Linked DNA regions of Homo sapiens: region 1 is linked to region 2. Evidence: read pairs that join two places in POLR2A ChIA-PET (ENCODE). Cell type or tissue: Panc1. All regions are shown on one strand. Links, peaks and the distances in the headings refer to the core of each region. The heading gives the core; the rest is flanking DNA.

What was found. Peaks named below come from ENCODE experiments on the same cell type or tissue, not always from the same donor. Only the 100,000 strongest peaks of a DNase experiment are listed, where the experiment ranks them.
Region 1: POLR2A ChIA-PET joins it to region 2 with 14 read pairs; 4 of 35 experiments call an interaction of 5 or more read pairs at or near these places.

The regions. Positions count from the first base shown.
Region 1 is chr20:62,673,671-62,683,203 of GRCh38, forward strand. It overlaps a transcript of SLCO4A1 not described here. Among named protein-coding and RNA genes, the nearest start is that of SLCO4A1-AS1, 12 kb to the left of the region's middle. In Panc1, for the core only: no CTCF peak of the experiment used is centred there; no DNase peak of the experiment used is centred there; H3K27ac peaks cover 425 bases.
Region 2 is chr20:62,619,989-62,629,521 of GRCh38, forward strand. No RefSeq gene overlaps it. Among named protein-coding and RNA genes, the nearest start is that of SLCO4A1, 18 kb to the right of the region's middle. RefSeq lists enhancers at 4,182-4,541, 4,802-4,851 and a silencer at 4,582-4,671. In Panc1, for the core only: a CTCF peak has its summit at 4,575 (motif pointing right); a DNase peak (open chromatin) is centred at 4,013; H3K4me3 peaks cover 1,325 bases; H3K27ac peaks cover 7,524 bases.

The DNA of each region.
Region 1 (9,533 bases), core at 843-8,842, 54 kb after region 2:
AACTGGCCTCTGCCTACGGTCGGCAAGAAACCGGATGCTCAGCCCTGGCCTTCAAGGACTGGAATCCTGCCAAGGGCCACGTGAGCCAACCAAGAGGGGACGACACCCTGTAGCACCTGGACTGCAGACACATCAGAGACCCAGCTCCGTGGTGCCTGAATTCTGGACCCACAAAGGCTTTGACATAGTCAACGTGTGCTGCGAAAAGTCACTAAATTCTGGGGCAGTTTGTTCTGCAGCCATAGCTAACCAACACACTGGGCAACAGCACAAAACAAGGGCCAGTCCTTTGCCGCTCACCTGTTCTCCATGGGCATGGACCTCACCCCCCAGGCTCGTCTATGGCAGTGGCTGGCACTTGGCCACTGGGCTGGGGCAGGAGGGAATCAGGGTGGAAGGTGCCAGCCATCTCCTCCTAGAGTCCCACGAGACCATTTCGGCGGATGCCTGCCCTCAAGCCCTCTGCTCAGAGCTACGTCCCGTGGTCCCAGTGAGTGGTGGGCGAGGCAGGAACCAGCCGTGCTCCCAGCTGAAGGAGGTGTTCTGGTACCGGAGTGTGGGTGTTGGGGCACAGCTGGCCGCACCTGTCAGAGGCGTGTGGCACTGAGCATCCGTGTGGAGGTGTCCATGGGGCCCTCGGGGAGACTCATGGGAGCTGTCAGCCTGCGGGCTGAGCTGAGATTGGTCAGGGGAGCTCATCCGGGAAGGCTGGGCAGATCCAAATGGAACCCGGGGACCTCAGGACTGAGCAGGTGGAAGAGGCTGCGTCCTCACATCAGGGAAAGGGGGGAAGAGCCCAGGGACACTGGGTGGAGAAGGGATGAGAGGGAGGCGGCACACGCGGTCTGGCCACCAAGGGTGGTGCACCCTCTCTGCTGCCAGTGGTCAAGATGGTCTCTGACTCACAGATGACGATTCCAAGGGTCTGAGCGGCCCTGTGTGTTCCCCGATGTCTCACAGTGACAAATGGGCAGAGGCAGGGGCTGTGGACTGACAGCATCCCCCAGTTCGTAGGTCGAAGCCCCAGCACCCAGTGTGATGGTGTTAAGAGCTGGGACCTCAGGGAGGTGACTAGGGTGAGATGAGGGGGTGAGGGTGGCCCCCCGATGGGATTCGTAGCCCTGTAACAGAGGAAGAGACCAAGCTCCTCTCTCCTCTATGTGCTGACACGACTAGAAGACAGCCGTCTGCAGACCAAGGAAAGGACCCTCCCTGGGAGCCCAGCCTTGCTCGTGGGCTTCGGGACTCCAGAATGTGGGTAAGGCACGTCCGTTGTTTGAGCCGCCAAGCTATGGTTCTGTGATGGCCGCCGAGCTGACGGAGGCTGTAGAGTTTCGACTCCGGTCTGGGGGCTCCAAGGACTGTCCCGCTCCATGCCCTGCCCCCACCCTGGATGCCAGGAAGGAAGAGAAACGCCCCGAGCTGCAGAGAGGACAGAGAGAGGGAAGGAAGAGGACCAGCATGTTCGCACAGGGCACACAGTGGAGGCTCCCGCCCAGGATGGAGGGCAGGTATTCCAGGGAGCGGCCCCCAAAGCGACTGGGTGTATGCTGGGCTGCTCATCGGCATTGCAAGGCATCCATCTCCCTGCCGGCAGTGAGACTTCGTGGTGCGTGATGGATGAGGCCACCAAGCCCAGATTCCCTTCCCAGGTCCAGGAGGGCCCCTCCAGTGGGCAGCCCGGGCTGCCGGCCACCCACGCGGGCTCTGCCACCCCTCAGGCAGCTCCCAAGAGCTGCGGGGTCTCTGCAGCTCTTGAGCTCTGCTGCCCTCGCCTCGATCTAAGCTCCCCTTGCCTTCCCCATTGACAATCCGCCTGGCTCTGACTCAGGCCCAGGGAGGAGACAGGAGCAGATGGCTGACAGGGACAGTTGGGACACAGGGGCAGAGAGGAAGCAGTCTGGTTGCAGCCTGGTCCCGGCCCCAGCCCCCCAGGCCTGATGACCCAGCCTCTGTGTGACTCAGTGCAGGGAGCGTGTGGCTCCTGGCCCTGCCACAGAGGCCAGAAGGCATCTGCAGATGCCCACACAGGCCCCCCGCTTCTCCGGGATCACGGGCGCACCCAGCCTGGTGGGCACATGGGCCCTGGATACGCCCTCGGCTGCATGCTGGCCTGGGTCCTGGATGCCTCCCACAGCCAGCCCCTGTCCTCCCACGTCCTGGGAGGAGCCCCTGGGATTAGCCAGGAAGGTGCCGGCCACAGGGCCCGGCTGCCTGTGGGGAGGAGAAAGACATGCATCCTGGGAGAGGGAGAGGCAGGCAGGAGTCCTCCAAGCCCACTTGGTTTTCCCTCGAGAGATTTTCCACGGCTGCTGGGATGAGGGCTGCGGGGGCCTCCTGTGTGCTGTGCACTAAATGTTCTTCAAGAGTCAGACGCCAGGAGCAGCTGGAAACGTCAAATTTTCTGGTTGTTGGACCAGTTCCTCTTATTCTTCTGTGCATTTAAAAATTATCACTGAATTCGGCCGGCTCGCCAGCGCACGCCTATAATCCCAGCACTTTGGGAGGCTGAGGCAAGCAGATCGCTTGAGCCCAGGAGCTTGAGACCAAACTGGGCAACGTAGCGAAACCCTGTCTCTGTAAAAAAAAAATACAAAACATTAGCCGGGCATGGTGGCGTGCGCCTGTAGTCCCAGCTACTTGGGAGGCTGAGGTGGGAGGATCGCCTAAGCCTGGGAGGTCAAGGCTGTCGTGAGCCATGAATGTGCCACTGCACTCTGGCCTGGGTGGCAGAGTGAGACTCTTTCTCAAAATAATAATAAGAAGAATTCCTACAACCCAACAATGAAAGGATGATCCAATTTAAAAATGGGCAAAGGATTTGACTTTTATTTCATCACAAAAGACATAGAAAAGGCCAACGAGCCCAGGAGAAGATGCTCAAGATTTTCCCACTCAGGGAAGTGCAAACCAAAGCCACAGCGCTGACCGTATCAAAAACAAAAGCAACAAACAAACAAAACCAGAAAACGACACGTCGTGGAGAACTTGGAATCCTCACACACTATGGGTGGGAATGTAAAACGGTAAAATGGCACAGCCGCTTTGGAAAACAGTTTTGCGGTTCATCAAAAAGTTAACCATGGAATTAGCAGATGACCCAGCAATTCCACACCTAGTATCTACCCAAGAGAAATGAAGACATATGTCCACATAAAGACATGCATACAAATGTTCACGGCAATGTTGCTCATAACAGTCAAAAAGTGCACCAGCCCGAATGTCAACTGGCTGATGAGTAGGTAAATCAGCGTGGGCTGTCCACACAGTGGGTCTTGCTTGGCCGTCAATCAGAAAGAATGAAGCCCTGCGCTATGGTGTGCAGGTGCGCATGGACCTTGAAACATGCTCAGTGAAAGAAGCCAGACACAAAAGGCCACGTGTTTTGTGATTCTTTTGTAAGAAATGTCCAGAATGGACAAATCTGTAGAGACAGAAAATGGACTAGTGGTGCCAGGGGCTGGGGGAAGGTGAGGCGGGAGCGACTGTCATGGGTGCAGGGCGTTTTGGTGCAGTGATGAAATGTTCTGGAGTTAGATAACGGTGATGGTTGCACAACTCTGTGAACATGCTTAAAAAACCGAATTGTACACTTTAAAGGGTGAATATTTGGGGATGTGACTTATATCTCAGTAAAGCTATTATTAAATACATCCATCCATGCATTCATCGCTGACTGCCTGCCCTGTGCTTTCACTCCTGTAGACCATGGAGATCTGTTGGGGGATCTGTGTCTGTTCCATAACTTTCTGGTGTCTGTTCCATAACTGCAACTCTGCCAGGAGAGCATGTGTGGGCCCCATGTTCAGATGTACCACAATCTCCCTCCCTGCTCACTTCCTTAGGGTGGCAGGAGGCAGAAAGGGGGCTTGAGACCTACACTCCAACCCCACTGAGCAGAGGATGGCAGGAGGCAGGAAGGGGGCGTAGAGACCTGCACTCCAACCCCACTGAGGCAGATATTTTCCAACAACGGCCACAATATGTCCCATTTCCTCTGCTGGAGGTGGGGTCTGTGCACCCTCTTTTTGAGCCTGGCAGGCGATTGGGAGTGCCTCGTGGCAGAGGTGACACAGCTTCTACTGGCAGTGCCTTCTGGGAACGCTCAACTTGGGAACCCAGCGCCACGCTGTGAGCAAGCCCAGGTCATGGGAGCCCCCGCTCTGGCACCAGCTGTCAGCCAGGCCGAGTCCGCCGTGATGGGGGTGCCGTCTTGGGTGCTCCAGTCCCCAGCTGGGCTCTCTGTCCCCACTTCCCCTTAGGGGAGGGAATCAGCCCTTCCCACCTAGCCACACCTGCAGATTTGGGAAGGAAAGAAGTAAGGATGCTGTTTTCAGCCTGAGGGCCTCTGCTGTCAGTAAAGGCTTGAAAGAAAGTGAGGCAAAGGTTGATGGAAGCTGGAGGAAGGGAAAACCTCAGAAGACAGGAACAGTAGGTTATGCAGCGCTGTGGCCTGCAGGGACACAGAGGCAGAAAACGTGCAGATGCCCTGGGCGAGCGGCGACTCCAGGCAGAAACGCCAGCAGGCTTTATTGCAGCTGTGCATAAGAAGGAGAAGAGAGGGTTTTGTTTAACTTCAGTTTTCAAGCAAAATTTAGATAAAATTAAAGAAGTCAGGACTTAACAGAATTTAAAAGAAAGCTGTTGACAATGCCAAGTGCTGATGAGGACTCTGGTGGCTGGAACACTCACCCGTCGCCGGTAGACGTGGAGAGCAATACGGCCGCTCGGGAACCCAGCTCGACAGTTTACTATAAAGTTAGACCTGAACCTTCTTATAACACAGAAATTCCACTCCTAGAGAAAGGCAAAATTATGTTCACACAAAATCTTGTACACAAATGTTTCTTACAGCGCTATTCTTTTTTTTTTTTTTTTTGAGACCGGGTGTTGCTCTGTCACCCAGGCTAGAGTGCAGTGGTGCAATCTCAGCTCACTGCAGCCTCTTACTCCCGGGTTCAAGCGAATTTTCACAATCATCAACAAAATTGGAAACCACCCAAATGTCCTCTAGGAAGTGAAAGGATAAATAGTCGTACAGCCACACGATAGACTCAGCCGTGAGAGGGGGGCACTGTTAATATGCAACAGGGACGAACCTGGGAGGCACCACGCTGAGCAAAAGAACCAGACCCCAGAGGTTAGTAGTGTGTGGTTTCACTTACACAACAGCTTCCAAAAGGCAAAGCTGCAGGGATGGAGAGGAGACAAGCCGTTGCCAGGGGCTGGGGTGGAGAGGAAACTGTGGCTTTTAAAAGTAGCATGGGGCTGGGCAAGGTGGCTCGCGCCTATAATGCCAGCACTTTGGGAGGCCGAGGCAGGCAGATCACTTGAGGTCAGGAGTTCGAGACCAGCCTGGCCAACATGATGAAACCCCATCTCTACTGAAAATACAAAAATTAGCATGCCTGTAATCCCAGCTACTGCAGAGGCTGAGGCAGGAGAATCGCTTGAAGCTGGGAGGCAAAGGCTGCAGCAAGCCGAAATCACACCACTGCACTCCAGCCTGGGCGACAGAGCAAGACTCTGTCTCAGACAAACAAACAACAAAAAAGTAGCATGGCAGAGCTGCTCTGGGTCACGAAGCTATCTGTGTCCTGATGGTGGACGTGGTTCTGGGTCATGAAGCTATCTGTGTCCTGACGGTGGACGTGGTTCCACAAATCCATACATGTGTCAAAACTCATCAAATTCCTTTTTTTTTTTTCTGATACACATTCTCCCTCAGCCACCCAGCTTGGAGTGCAGTGGTACAATCATGGCTGACTGCAGCCTTGACCTCCTGGTCTCAAGTGATCCTCCCACCTCAGCCTCCCAGGTAGCTGGAAGTACAGGCACATAACCACCACGCCCAGCTAATTTTTGTATTTTTTGTAGATAGGGTGTCTTGCTATGTTGCCCAGGCTCGTTTCGAACTCCTGAGTTCAAGCGATCCTCCTGCATTGGCCTCCCAAAGTGCTGGGATTACAGATGTGAGCCACCATGCCTGGTTTATGGAATCACTTTTTACAAGCCAGTTTTACTGCACAATAGCTTAAAAAATAAAATCAAAAACACTGTTTCTCATTCCAAGATTCTCCAGGTGGTAAAGGATTCTTAAATTAATGAAAGGACGTCAGGCCCAGGCCACAGCAGCAGCAGAGAGTCTAAGGAGGGAGTCAAGGATGTGGCTCAAAACTCCTCTGTTAAAACGTCAGAAAAGTTTCAGGTGATTATTCATAGACTCTCTCGAATAAAGGAAAGGTCTGCAGTGGATCTTGAGGGTATACCTTAAAGACCCTCTACACGAAACAGAGAGTTTCTAAGAATCTTTGGGGAGTTGTTCCAGGGCTACCCCCAGGAATCCCCCAGGAGAGGAGAGCTCGTCTTGACAAGATTTCTAGATCGAGATTTGGGCTGATGGGGTGAACCCAAGGAAGAGCCATAGGACCCACAGTGTTTTTATAATGATCGAGTTCAACGTTCGTAGAAACTGCTGCTGTATTTGAAATTTCATTTCCCAGTGCCCTCTGCTGGTGTATAGAGATGACGGTTGAGTCCCGTGTGCTGACCCTGTGTCATGAAACCTGCTAGGCCCACTTTTGTGCAGATGCCATGGGATTTCTACATAAACAGCCATGTCATCTGTGAAGAGGGAGAGTTTTAATTTCTTCTTCCTCTCCGACCTATATTCCTTTCATTTCTTTTTCTTGCCTTATTGCACTGGCTGGAACCTCCAGTACAATGTCAAATGGGAACGGTGAGAGAAGGCATCCTTTACCTGTTCCTCGCCTTAGGAGAAAACAGTCCACCTCTCAATGCCTCTCAATGTGAAGTGTGACGTTAGCTGCATGTATTTTTTTAATAGAAGCCCTTTATCTGTTAAAGAGGTTCCCCTTCTATTTCTAGTTTGCTGATGGTTTTTTTTTTTTTTTAACCATAAATGGGTGTTGAGCTTTGATGGCCGTTTCTGAGTCTGTTGACACAATCCCACAGTAGATCTTCAGTGTTGATGTGGTAGATTGCGCTGGTCGCTTTCAGAATGTTAAGCCTGCCCCCCACCCCCTGGGATACACTTGATCATGGGCTATGCTTTCAAATGTTGCTGGATTCAATTTGCTGGTGTTGAGTTAAGGGTTTTTGTGTCTACGTTCATGAAAGATATTGGTCTCTAGTTTTATTTTCTTGTACTGTCTTTATCTGGTTCTGGTATATGGGTAATGCTGGCTTCATAAAATAACTTGGGAAATGTCTCATCCTCTTTGTGTTTTTCCAGACAGGGTCTCACTCTGTCACCTGGGCTGGATCACGGTGGCATGAACACGCCTCACTGTAGGCTCAACCTCCCCAGGCTCAGGGCTCAGCTGATCCTCCCATTTCAGCATCCTGAGTAGCTGGGACTATAGGCACAAGTCACCACGCCCAGATAATTTGTGTAAATTTTGTTGCCCAGGCTGGTCTGTAACTCCTGGGCTCAACTGATCCCTTGGCCTCCCAAAGTGCTGGGATTACAGGCATGAGCCACCCTTCCTGGCCTTCTTTTCTTTAAGTTGAAATAATGTTAGACTTCTATGCACCTGTAAGAAATAAACAATACAAAGAGATCCCTTGCACACTTTGCCCAGTCTCCCCCAATGGTAACATTCTACAAAACTGTACTTTGATATCACAAACAGCCAGCCCATCAACCTTATTCTGATTCCGTGGTTCTGCTTATACTCACTCGTGTGCGTGTGTATTAAGCCGTGTCACTTGTGTGCGTGTTTATTAAGCCTTGTGTACACACTCGTGTGTGTGTATTAAGCCGTGTGTACACACTCGTGTGTGTGTTAAGCTGTGTGTACACACTCATGTGTGCGCGTGTTTATTAAGCCGTGTGTACACACTCGTGTGTGTATTAAACCGTGTGTACACACTCGTGTGTGTGTGTGTTAATCCGTGTGATGTTTTATCTTCTGTGCAGGTTCTTGTATTGACTGTGCTCGAATATCCATGTACGGGCTTTGTGTGAACAAGAGCTTATCTCTCTGGGTAAAATCACCAGGTTGTGTGGTAGTTGCAGTGCCCCCATCCCTTTGTATATTTGTTAGAAGAGATTGCATAAATTGATGTTACTTAGAATTCACCAGTGAAGACATCTAGGCCCGGAGATTTCTTTTTCAGAAGGTCTCACTGAAAAAAAAATCCGTTTCTTTAATAAATACAGGACTATTCACTTTATCTGTTGCTTCTTGGGTGAGTTTGGTAGTTTGCAAAAACTTTTCAGCTACAAGGATGAACTAATTTTATGGAAAAGGGAGGTTGACCCAGAGGATGGAACTGAGAGCTCAGACAGCAGGGCGGCCCTGGAGAGCCATCCCCTGAGCTAGGACTGAGCCCTCAGCCGGGCCCCGTAACTTCACTCACCCAGATTTCAGGACCGCATGCCCGGGAGACTGCTGCGTGCCTCTCCCTCCCTGCTCTTTGAAAGGGGAGCCGACGGTGTGGTCTGTCTGTCCCACTACTGGTGTTAGCTTGTCAGGGGCAGATAACTCTTCAGTTCACAGCTCTTCAGATGGAGAAGGGGGTGCACCTGGGAGCCGTACGCCTGCAGCACCTTGTCCACACCTGGACCTGGCTTGCGGGACAAGACTCTGGGCTTGAGTCAGAGTTTGATGTCACCATGGAAAGAGACCATAGGGGAGCCAGGGCAGAAGGTGAATTTATTTTGCATGAGGGAGAATTGTGAATTGCCGGGGCCACAGAGTCGACTATGGCAGATGGCACTTTCCCCAAATGCCCATGCATTTGGACACATGAGTGTGGAGACCACAGAGGGGACAGATGAGCGTGGTGACCGCTGAGGGGACAGATGAGCATGGAGACCACGGAGGGGACTGAGGCTCTCCACTCAGGGGGATAGTGGGACATTCCATGAGTCTGCAGAAATCTGGGGCACCTGCCAAAGTCCAGGCATCATCCCATCAGATAGCAGCATGTGTGTGCATGTGACCATGTGACCACACACACACACACACACACACACACAGTTGTCATGCAGTGTCCCGGTGAATGGGGGCTCCTAGCCCATCCTGAAGTGGGGGTCGAATCCTGGCTGTGCCACTTCCAAGTCGTCTGAACTTGTGTGGATCATGTCACCCCCGACTTAGTGTCCCCATCTGTGAATGGGGCCCATACAGGGACCCCCATCATAGGGCATGGCGAGGGTTAACCGCTGCACCTGTGCAGAGCTCTGGGGACACAGCTGGACACAGCATGAGGACGGCCAGCATCCTCGCCAGTCCAGGGCCACACAGTGGTCTCTTTCTGTGCTGAGCTGGAGGCTCGAGGCCGCGGATGGACCCTGAAGCTGCGCAGGCTGTGAGGGCGCCCTGGTGCTTCCTCTCAGTGTCAGCTCTTTGGGGAACACAAAAGATGAACCATAGGGAGCGATTACTCAGAACCATAATTTGCACTTAGATTGATTTTAATCGGCAGCACATTAGAAAGGCGCATGTGATCACCGTTTAATGACTGTGATGTGCGTAATCCATTTTATTCTCAGCTGGCTCCTG
Region 2 (9,533 bases), core at 529-8,528:
ATTATTTTGAGGGATGGAGTCTCGCTCTGTCACCCACGCTGGGGCACAGTGGCGCAATCTCGGCTCACTGCAACCTCTGCCTCCCGGGTTCAAGTGATTCTCCTGCCTCAGCCTCCCGAGTAGCTGGGATTGCAGGCGTGTGCCACCCCATGCCCAGCTAATTTTTGTATTTTTAGTAGAGATGGGGTTTCGCCATGTTGGCCAGGCTGGTTTCGAACTCCTGACCTCAGGTGATCCACCTGCCTTGGCCTCCCAGAGTGCTGGAATCACAGGCATGACCCACCATGCCTGGCCTAAAGAATTATTAAAGAGTGATTTTACTCTCCCTTTTTTCTACTAAGTCTTTAAAATCTAGTGTTTGTTTTACACTTATAGACCATCTCAATCAGACACTAAATTTTTATCAGAAATCCTTGATTGTATTTAGATTTAATAAAATGTAGAGTAAAAAAGTATATTGTCACCCAAATTGTTTCAAACAAACTTGAAAGTTTTTAATAATGGAAATGGGTATTGGTTTTAAATTTTTAAGACAATACAATAAAACCCTCTGTGCCAAATCCCCCACAGAGTCATGGCATTGGGGTTTCGAAGGCCTCATTGCTGGCCCCCACCTGCAGGCATCCCTTCTGGGTTGACAGCCACGAGATGAGTGTTATCAGTGTCTGTGGGAGAAGCAGGGGCTCTGAGGTTGGGCGAGCGAAGGATCAGGTGGGCACTGCACACCGAGGGCACAAGAGCCTGGGAAGCCCCACCATGAGGGGCGGACTTGACTGAGCCCAGGCGTCCAGGCCCTTGTGGGCACAGAGTCTCCTCCCCAGGAGGCTGTTAGCACTCGGGGGGCGGGGGGCTCTGCTCGCCCTAGACCCCTCTTCTGGACAGATGGCAGCACCATGCCCCTCCCAAGCCCCATACCCCTGTGCAAGCCCTGCCTGCTGCCCGGAGGACCCATGCAAAAGCCGTCACCGCCCACGTCCAGGCCTGGGGGTGGGGGGAAGAGCACTCAAGTGCAAGAGGCAGACCCTGTGCCCCCACCCCTCCGGTGCCTCCCTCACCCCTCCTGTGCCTCCCCTACCCTCCCGTGCCTCCCCCACCCCTCCCGTGCCTCCCCCTCCACTCCTCCCATGCCTCCCCCCACCCCTCCCGTGCCTCCCCCTCCACCCCTCCCGTGCCTCCCCCACCCCTCCCGTGCCTCCCCCTCCACCCCTCCCGTGCCTCCCCCTCCACCCCTCCCGTGCCTCCCCCTCCACCCCTCCCGTGCCTCCGCTGCCCTGGGGTCGCAGCCTGGCAGGTCCTGCGCACCCCGATCCCCGCCGGCCAGCCTGGCATCACCCACACGGTCCGCCTCCCCACCCCGATGCCCTCCTACTACCCCCTGGCATTTTTCTGTGTGTGTCCAGCTCCTTCCTGCCACGGGGCCCTTGCTCGGCCGCTCACCATGCCCCGCCCTCCCTCGACTGGGCAGGACCTGCTAATCCTCAGATCCCGGCTCAGAGTCATGTTCCCAGGAAGCCCCTGGCCCTGCCGAGGTCAGAGCCTGTGACAGCCAAATGCTCCCAAACACACACCATGCTGGCTTGCGACCACGCCTGTGTGGCTGTGCCTCCGTGGCTGTCTCACCCGTGGTATCTGTGGCGTCGGGAAGGACCCTGTCTGGCTGCACCGCGTCCCAGTGCTAGGATGAAGTCAAAGCCCAAGAAACCAGATGAAAGAATGAATCCACAGACAGAAAACTGTGACAAAAGCTTTGAGTGCCCTGCTCCCGAGCACGGCTGAGACGCGGAGCTCACCCCAGCCTGGAGAACTCAGGGCAGCCGTGACCCAGGGGCAGGAAGAGGAGCCGGTCTGGCTCTGGGCAGGTCTGGGCTCCTTGGCACACGTGCCCCAACCCTGGCACTCCTCGGGGATGAGGGGGGCTGTCCTGCCTGGGTGCCACTTCAGTCTATGGGGAAAGGGTGGATTGCAGGCCAACAGACACTGCATTGACAAGGAGCTCATGGGAGCAGTCCCGGCAGCCAGGCTGGCCTCTGGGGAAAGGACCTGGGGCCAGGACCCTGAGAGTGGGGAGGACAGCTGGGGCTGAGGCGGAGGGAAAGCTTTGGGAAGCAGAGACCATGGGGGCAAAAGCCAGCATCAGGGGAGACCACGCACGGGAGGAGGTCCTCCGAGCAGGAATGCCCTCCAGGCAGGTTGGATGGCAGCCCCCGTGACAACCATGTCCTAATCCCCCAAGTCTGTGACTGTCACCTTACTTGGCAAAGGAGTTCAGAACCTTAGAATGGGAGAGGAGCCTGAATTATCCGGGTGAGCCCAGTATAATCACCAGGGCCATCTAGGAAGGAGGCAGGAGGGTCGGAGGCAGAGGAGGGGAGTAGAGGTCCGAGGCAGAGGAGGGGAGTAGAGGTCCGAGGCAGAGGAGGGGCGTAGAGGTCCGAGGCAGAGGAGGGGCGTAGAGGTCCGAGGCAGAGGAGGGGCGTAGAGGTCTGAGGGCTGCAAGCAAGGGCTTGAGCCAAGGAAATGCAGGTGGGAAAGACAGGGACATGGATTTTGCCTTAAAGCCTCCGGAAGGAGCTCATTCCTGCTGGCTCCTGGTGCCCCAGTTCAGTCCTCTGCCTCCAGAACTGTAAGGTGACCTGTGAGCTGTGTCGGCCCTTCGCTGGGGCTGTTACTGCAGCCCCCGAAACTCACCCGGCCTTCGAGAAAAGGAGTGCAGGTCTCACTCTGAGGCCCCAGGAGCCTCGGGAGGTTCCCAGCAGGAAACGACGTGGTCTCCTGCATGTTTCTAACTTAGAAGCCACCGTGGGAGTCCGGCCCGGAGGCAGCCCTGGCCCACGGCTCACGCTGCTCTGGGCTCTCTATAGAGTCGTCCCCCTGCTCCTCACAGTCCTGGTGTCCCCCGCTTTACAGGTGAACAAGCCGAGGCCCAGTGCTGCCTGGGTGCTGGCCCTTGCGACGGCCCAACTGGTTGGGTTGGGGCCATGTAAGTGCCAGGCAGGCTGGTGCTGCCTCCTGGGCGGTCACCTCCCGGGGACGCCACTCGGTCACCAGGGGAGGCGGCCTCAACAGTGCCTGCCGTGTGACGCTCCCCAGCCTCGGAGGTGGCCTTGGCTCCAGGGCCTATGGCAGGCCCATCAGTCCCAACAGGCGGGAAGAGCAGCCTGACCTGGTTGAGCTGGGACCTCCGAGGCCACGGACGTACACACCGTCCTCCCTCCACAGCCTCCGAGGCCGCGGACGTTCACACCGTCCTCCACAGCCAAAGGGCTGCCCGGGTGGTTTTGGTTCCATCAGTGAAGTTTTCTGTGGTTCACTCAGAGCGGAGCTGGGCATGGCTTCCTAATTGTGTCTCCTCTGGAGCACTTCAGAGCCTTCCCAGGGCCCGTGGAGCCTGAGGTGTGTGCTGGCACGTGTGGCACAGGCCTGGGAGTCCCAGCAGCGGCAGAGAGACCCGGAGGGGGTCAGGTGCCCTCCACCCACAGAGAGGGGGTGTGCGTGAAGAGGAGGGGTGGGACGAAGGAGGAGATGTGTTTTCTGCTTTAATGATTTAATGGGTATTTAACCCTCCCTTGGTATTTGCCTGGCTTCCGGGTGCTCTGAAAAGTTTCCCTAAAGGGGCTGGGGGAGGGGAGCTGGCGCCATGAAGGCGTGAGTCAGGTGGGTGAGGCTACGCTTGCTGGAAGGAGTCTACGTGCCTTCTGAACACACAGCTAACAGCCTGCACCTGTCCCAAAGGCCATGCTTCCCTGTGACAATGACTGGTTCCTGCCCACGTCGGGAAAGCCTTGGACAGCTTTCCTGGCCTCCAGAGAACCAGGGGAGTTGGGCTTGTCAAAGTTCCTGGGAGCCAGTGCTTCCCCTGCAGGCTGAGACCAGCCCAGGAAACTTCACTCTCAAACCACCGCCCCAGGGCAGAAACTTCCCTGGCCGCCTGCCCTGGTAATTTTCCAGGGTTGAAATTTTCCTCTCCAGGGCAGGAAGGACCTTCAGCCACTGATAGCTCAACCAGAAATGTTTCTACCGGACCAGAAGTCACAACCGCCCAGAGCATGACTTCACTCAGCCTCAGGGGCGGGGCTGTGGGGAGCAGTGGTCGGGGCCCCTCCCACCTGCAGATCAGGGGTGTGTCTGGCCACGCCCCACCAGCATCTGCAAGGGACAGAACGTTCCAGGGCAGGCAGCACAACAGGCCAAGGACTCAGGATCCCCGCCAGAGGGGCAGGGGCTGCAGGAGGCCACCCGCTCCCCGCTGACCTTGGCAGGAGCACCTGGGAAGCTGTGATGATCCCGCCCGGGTCTCCTCTCGGCCCTGAGGTCGCAGGACTCCAGCCACTGTGGAGATGAGAGGGAGTGTGGCTTCCCCTGAAATGAAACCAGACCCAAACCAAGACAAAAGCCTCCCACATTGATCCTATATTCCTGCCCTTCCTTGAGAGCAAGGGGCAGGATTTGACTTCCCCCAGGGGTAGGGGGGCACGCATGGCTGCTTGGGCCCATGGAAAGTGGCTGGAAGGGCCGCGTGTCACCTCTAGTGGAGACCCCTGGGACCCAGTGTGCAGTGCACCCTGGCCCTGGCAGCGACACCTGCAGCCTCCAGGTGGTGCCCGCGGGGGCCCGTGCAGGGACGCGGGACCAGGGCCCTGGCTGCTGTGGGGCCTGATCTGTCTGTGTTGATGGACACACCTCAGAGCCAGGATGAGGCCCAGAAGGACCAGGAGCCCAGCCTGTCTCCTAAGCAGCTTCCAGGTACTTCTGTATTTGGATATTTTTAGGAGAAGCTCTTTATTATCCAAAGATGTCATCATCAAAAAAGGGAAACGACCATCCAACCACACTTCTGCCAGTTTTACCGAAAGAGCAGACTGTGCCGGAACTCGGTGCTTAAAAGGACAGAGCAAACCCCTAGTCTACTCAGAGAGGAAGGGCACGTCCGCCCCACTCGAGGGAGGAACAAGGCTGTCCACTCAGTAAGTCTTTGTAAGGAGTGCCAGGGTCCTGGGAACAACAGCAGCCTGTGCTCCCGAGAGTCACCTGAGTCGGCCTGGACGGAGCCTGCAGTGACCGGACCAGGCAGGTGAGCGTGTGCCCAGGCACGGGCTCCGGGTTCAGGCACACAGAGACCTCAGCCTTTGCTTTCCCTCCCCACAAATGACGGCAAAAAAACACGTGAATCCAAGGCCCAGGGATGAGCTCGGTTTTTCCGTTCACAGTGATGCTCTGGGATGTGGAGGAAGAACTGGCACGAGGCTGCAGCGACGCGGCCCGGGCCTCCGAATGCTGAGTCAAGCAGGGCCATTGCACGAGGATGGGCGGGTGGGCGCAGGCCAGAGGTGGCTCTCCCGTGTCCTCCGTGTGGCCAAGGAGCATGTTCCTTCATCATCACAGTCACATCACACCACCAAGCCCCGCGAAATTCCAACCCTTTCATTCCTTAGCTTGTAAGATAATGCTGCGTGAACCAAGACAAGACACAGCCAAGGGGGCCATGGAGGGTGGCGGGCACCGTGCTGTAGGCTGAGCTGCTGTGCCAGGGCACCATGCTGCAGGCTGAGTGAGCTGCCATGCCAGGCGACCACTGGGCCCGGCCCTGCCCAGGGTGTGGTCAGCCCGGGAGAGCCATGCCAAGCCGCGGAGAGAGGAGCGGCCCCCAGCCTCAGCAGGGCACGTGCGCACACTGCCGGGGGCATCTGGGCCTGGACACGGGTTGTGATGTGGGACGTCGGAAGAGACAAGAAAAACATGGCTCCATGAAATGGGAGCAGCCTCGGGATCCCCAGGAAGTCTCACCCTCTGGAGGCAGGTGGAGCATTGACTTGGCCGGACCCCATGTCCCGCAGGCGCGGCGGCCCCTCGTGGGCATCTCAGCTGGAACGAGGCATGAGCAAGGGCACAGTGGAGCCGCACTAGGGTCCCATAGGGGCTGCTTGGTTCAGAGCGACAAGCCGACGGACAATGGAGTGGGTGGCACTGTGAATTGCAAGGCAGCCCATTCTGTCCCCGGAGCCCCCTCTGGGTGCCTTTCCCTTCGCAGCACCTTCCCTCCAGCTCCAGACACCTCAGGACCCGCCAAGGCCTCACACTGGGTGTGCAGGTCCTTAGGGATTCCAGACTGGCCCTGCAGTGCCTGGGGCGGGTCTGTGGGCCTGGGGAAGGGGCCGGCAGGGTTGTGTACCACAGTGGTTCTGCTCATATGTGTCTTACTTACTGGGGTTCTGGGTCACAGTTCAGTCCCGCTGCCTTCAGAGCTAGGAAGCTGAGGCTCTGAGGGGGGAAACCAGAGGAAGGGCAGGGACGGGTGCCCTCGAGGTGTGACCCGGCAGGCGTCTTCCTGAACAGTCCTGCCCTGCGGTGCCACTGCTCCCGCCTGCTGTGCCTGCTCCCAGACCGAGCTGGCCTTCCCCACCGCAGTCCCAACCCAGGGCAGGAGGCGCCCCCACACTCTTGCCTCATCCACTGGACCACCCGGGGTGCAGCCTCCCAGGCTGCCTGTGGGGTTGGCAGGACCCAGGGGCTTCCTCCTGACGTTGAGCATGTGTTGGCCTCTGGACTGACCTCCCAGGCAGAGGGGCACCAGGGAGAGGTCATAGCCTCTCCTCAAGCTCCCTGGGCACTGCTGGCAGCCCCAGGGTACAAGCAATGTGCCAACACCCCCTCCCCCTCCTGCTCTTCCAGCCCACGGTCACTTTCACCAGCAGCCTCACCCAGAGGGCACCAGCCTTGGTCTAGGTAAATGCCACCTCACCTCCACAGATGACCCTGGATTTCTCACCTCTAAGCCTAATTGCCCCCAAAACCCAGAGTTCCATGTCCAGCTGCTGATCCACTATCACGTCTGGCACCCAGCAGGTGTCTCAGAGTTTTCCTGTCTAACTCAGAAATTTTTCGGCTTTTCCCCAGTTGGCTCTCCCTGCCCCACCTGTCCTCCTCACCTCGAGAATGGCCTCTTTCCCTCGTCTGCCACCTCTGGCCTAAGAGTGAGTCCTGAGCCCTAGCTCCAAAACTTTTCTCAAGTCTGTGGCCTCCTTGCCACCCCTCCTGCCCATCACCTCTTACCTGGTCTCCTGTCTCCATCAGTCCCTCTCCATGCCACAAGATCTCCTAAGAACACACATCAAATTATGTCATACGCAGTTAAAATTTCTGCGGTTCTCTGTTGCTCTTTAGATAAAGTTCGAGCTCTTTACCATGTGTTGGGAGGAGGGCTGGCATGAGGAAGACCTTCATACATCATTGTCATTGTCATCATCACCATAACTCTTATCACCATCACTACCACCATCATCATTACCACCACCAACCTCATCATTTCAACTATTACCATCACCATGATCATCACCACCACCACCATCCTCATGACAACCATCACCACCACCACAACCATCATCATCTCAACCATCACCACCATCACCAACCCCATCATCATCACCCTCATCACAACCATCATCACCACCACCATCATCTCAACCATCACCATCATCACCAATCCCATCATCATCCTCAACACAACCATCATCACCACCACCATCATCTCAACCATCACCATCATCACCAATCCCATCATCATCCTCAACACAACCATCATCACCACCACCATCATCTCAACCATCACCACCACCATCAATACCACCACCACCACCCTCATTACAACCATCACCACCATCATTACCACCATCATCCTCAACACAATCATCACCATCACCACCACTACCACCATTCTCATGGTAGCCATCATCATCACAACCATCACCACCACCAATACCATCACCATCATTGCCAGCATCATCACTATCATCATCGTAGTTTGCCTACAAAGCAAGAGAGGGTCTTGGCTCAGTGTAAACAGGCTTTGATACTCCAAGCTCACCCCCTAGAAGTGGCAAGCCAAGACCCAGGAGGCAGGAACACCCCCAGACAGTGCCTCTATCACTGGGAATGAGGCCTGTTCAAAGGGAATTGTCCACATTTGTTTTGTGCTGCTATAACAGAATACCACAGACTGGATAATTTATAAAGAACAGAAGTGCATTGACTCACACTTCTGGAGGCTGGAAAATCTAAGATTGAGGGTTGGCGTCTGGCAAGGGCCCTCTTGCTGCATCCCCCCATGGGGGAAGTCAGAAGAGAAGGCAGGAGAGAGAAAGCAGGAGGAGGCTGAACTCGTCCTTTTATAAGGAACCCACTCCCAAGGTAATGGCATTAATCCATTCGCTCTGCCCTCATGGCCTAAGTTTCCAGCACAAGCGTATGGGGGGACATATCCAAACCACTGCACGAGTTAACACCTCTCAGACCATTTAGAGATATAAATAATGAGGGTTATGATGACAGTGTTTATTAGCACTCTTGGGGTTTTTCCATTTCCCTGATCTGATGCAGCTGTGAATAATTTGCCACTAGGAGCTGCGTCAGCCAGGCCCAGGAAGTGGCCCCTGCCTCACTCAGCCAAGCGTAAAACCTGCCATCCGGCCAGGGCCAAGATCCAGGCACAGACAACCTCTTGGCCACTTGACCCCCCAGCGAAATCCGCAGTAGCCCCTGAGATCAGGAACTCCCCTCAGCCCTTCCTTGCTCTGTTCTGGCCACTCCAGTGGCCTCTGTGCCTGCCTTCAGGGCCTCTGCTCTTGCTGCCCCCTCCTAGGGCATACTTTGGCCAGTCATCCACTGATGACTGGGGTCTTTGCCTAAATGCCATCCCCTAGGAGAGGCCTGTGCTACCCACCCCCCACCCCGGCCAGGTAGGTCTGTGAGATTTCCCTGTATGTCTCATCACTACTTAAAGTCAGCTTGTTTATTTGCATGTTTATCTTTCTGATCCATCTTCCCCGAGTGCCCTGGGAGAGCCACATTCCTGGAGCCCAGACCCAGCCCCCTGCAGGGCTTGATGCACTTTGCGGAGTGAATGGATCACTACGGTTACCTGGCCCCAAGCCTGCCAGGCAGAACCCTTTCTATGTGTCGTGGCATCGGTGCTCCCAACAGCCCTATGAGCTTGATGTTCTTATTAACTTCATTTTAAAGATGAAAATCCTGAGGCTCAGAGAAATTAATACACTTGCCCAAGGTCACACAGCAGGTATCTCTCAAAGTCAATAATCCCATCCAAGTCTGCTAATCCCAAGCCTGTGATCTCAGCAGCTGCACACACTGCTCCAGCCTGTGCCACACAAAGCAAGTGCCCATTGCAGGCAGTTTTTAAAAATCATTTTTAAAGTAAGGTATATACACACACACACACAAATATACTTATATGTGTGTGTATATATATATAAATAGGATATTATTTATATATATAAAAACAGGGTATTATATAAAGTAAGCTATATATATATACAGGGTATTTAAATTAAGGTGTAAGGCCAGGTACGGTGGCTCACGCCTGTAATCCCAGCACTTTGGGAGGCTGAGGCAGGTGTGTTACCTGAGGTCAGGAGTTTGAGACCAGCCTGACCAATATGGTGAAACCCCGTCTCTACTAAAAATACAAAAATTAGCCAGGCATGGTGGTGCATGCCTGTAGTCCCAGCTACTTGGGAGCC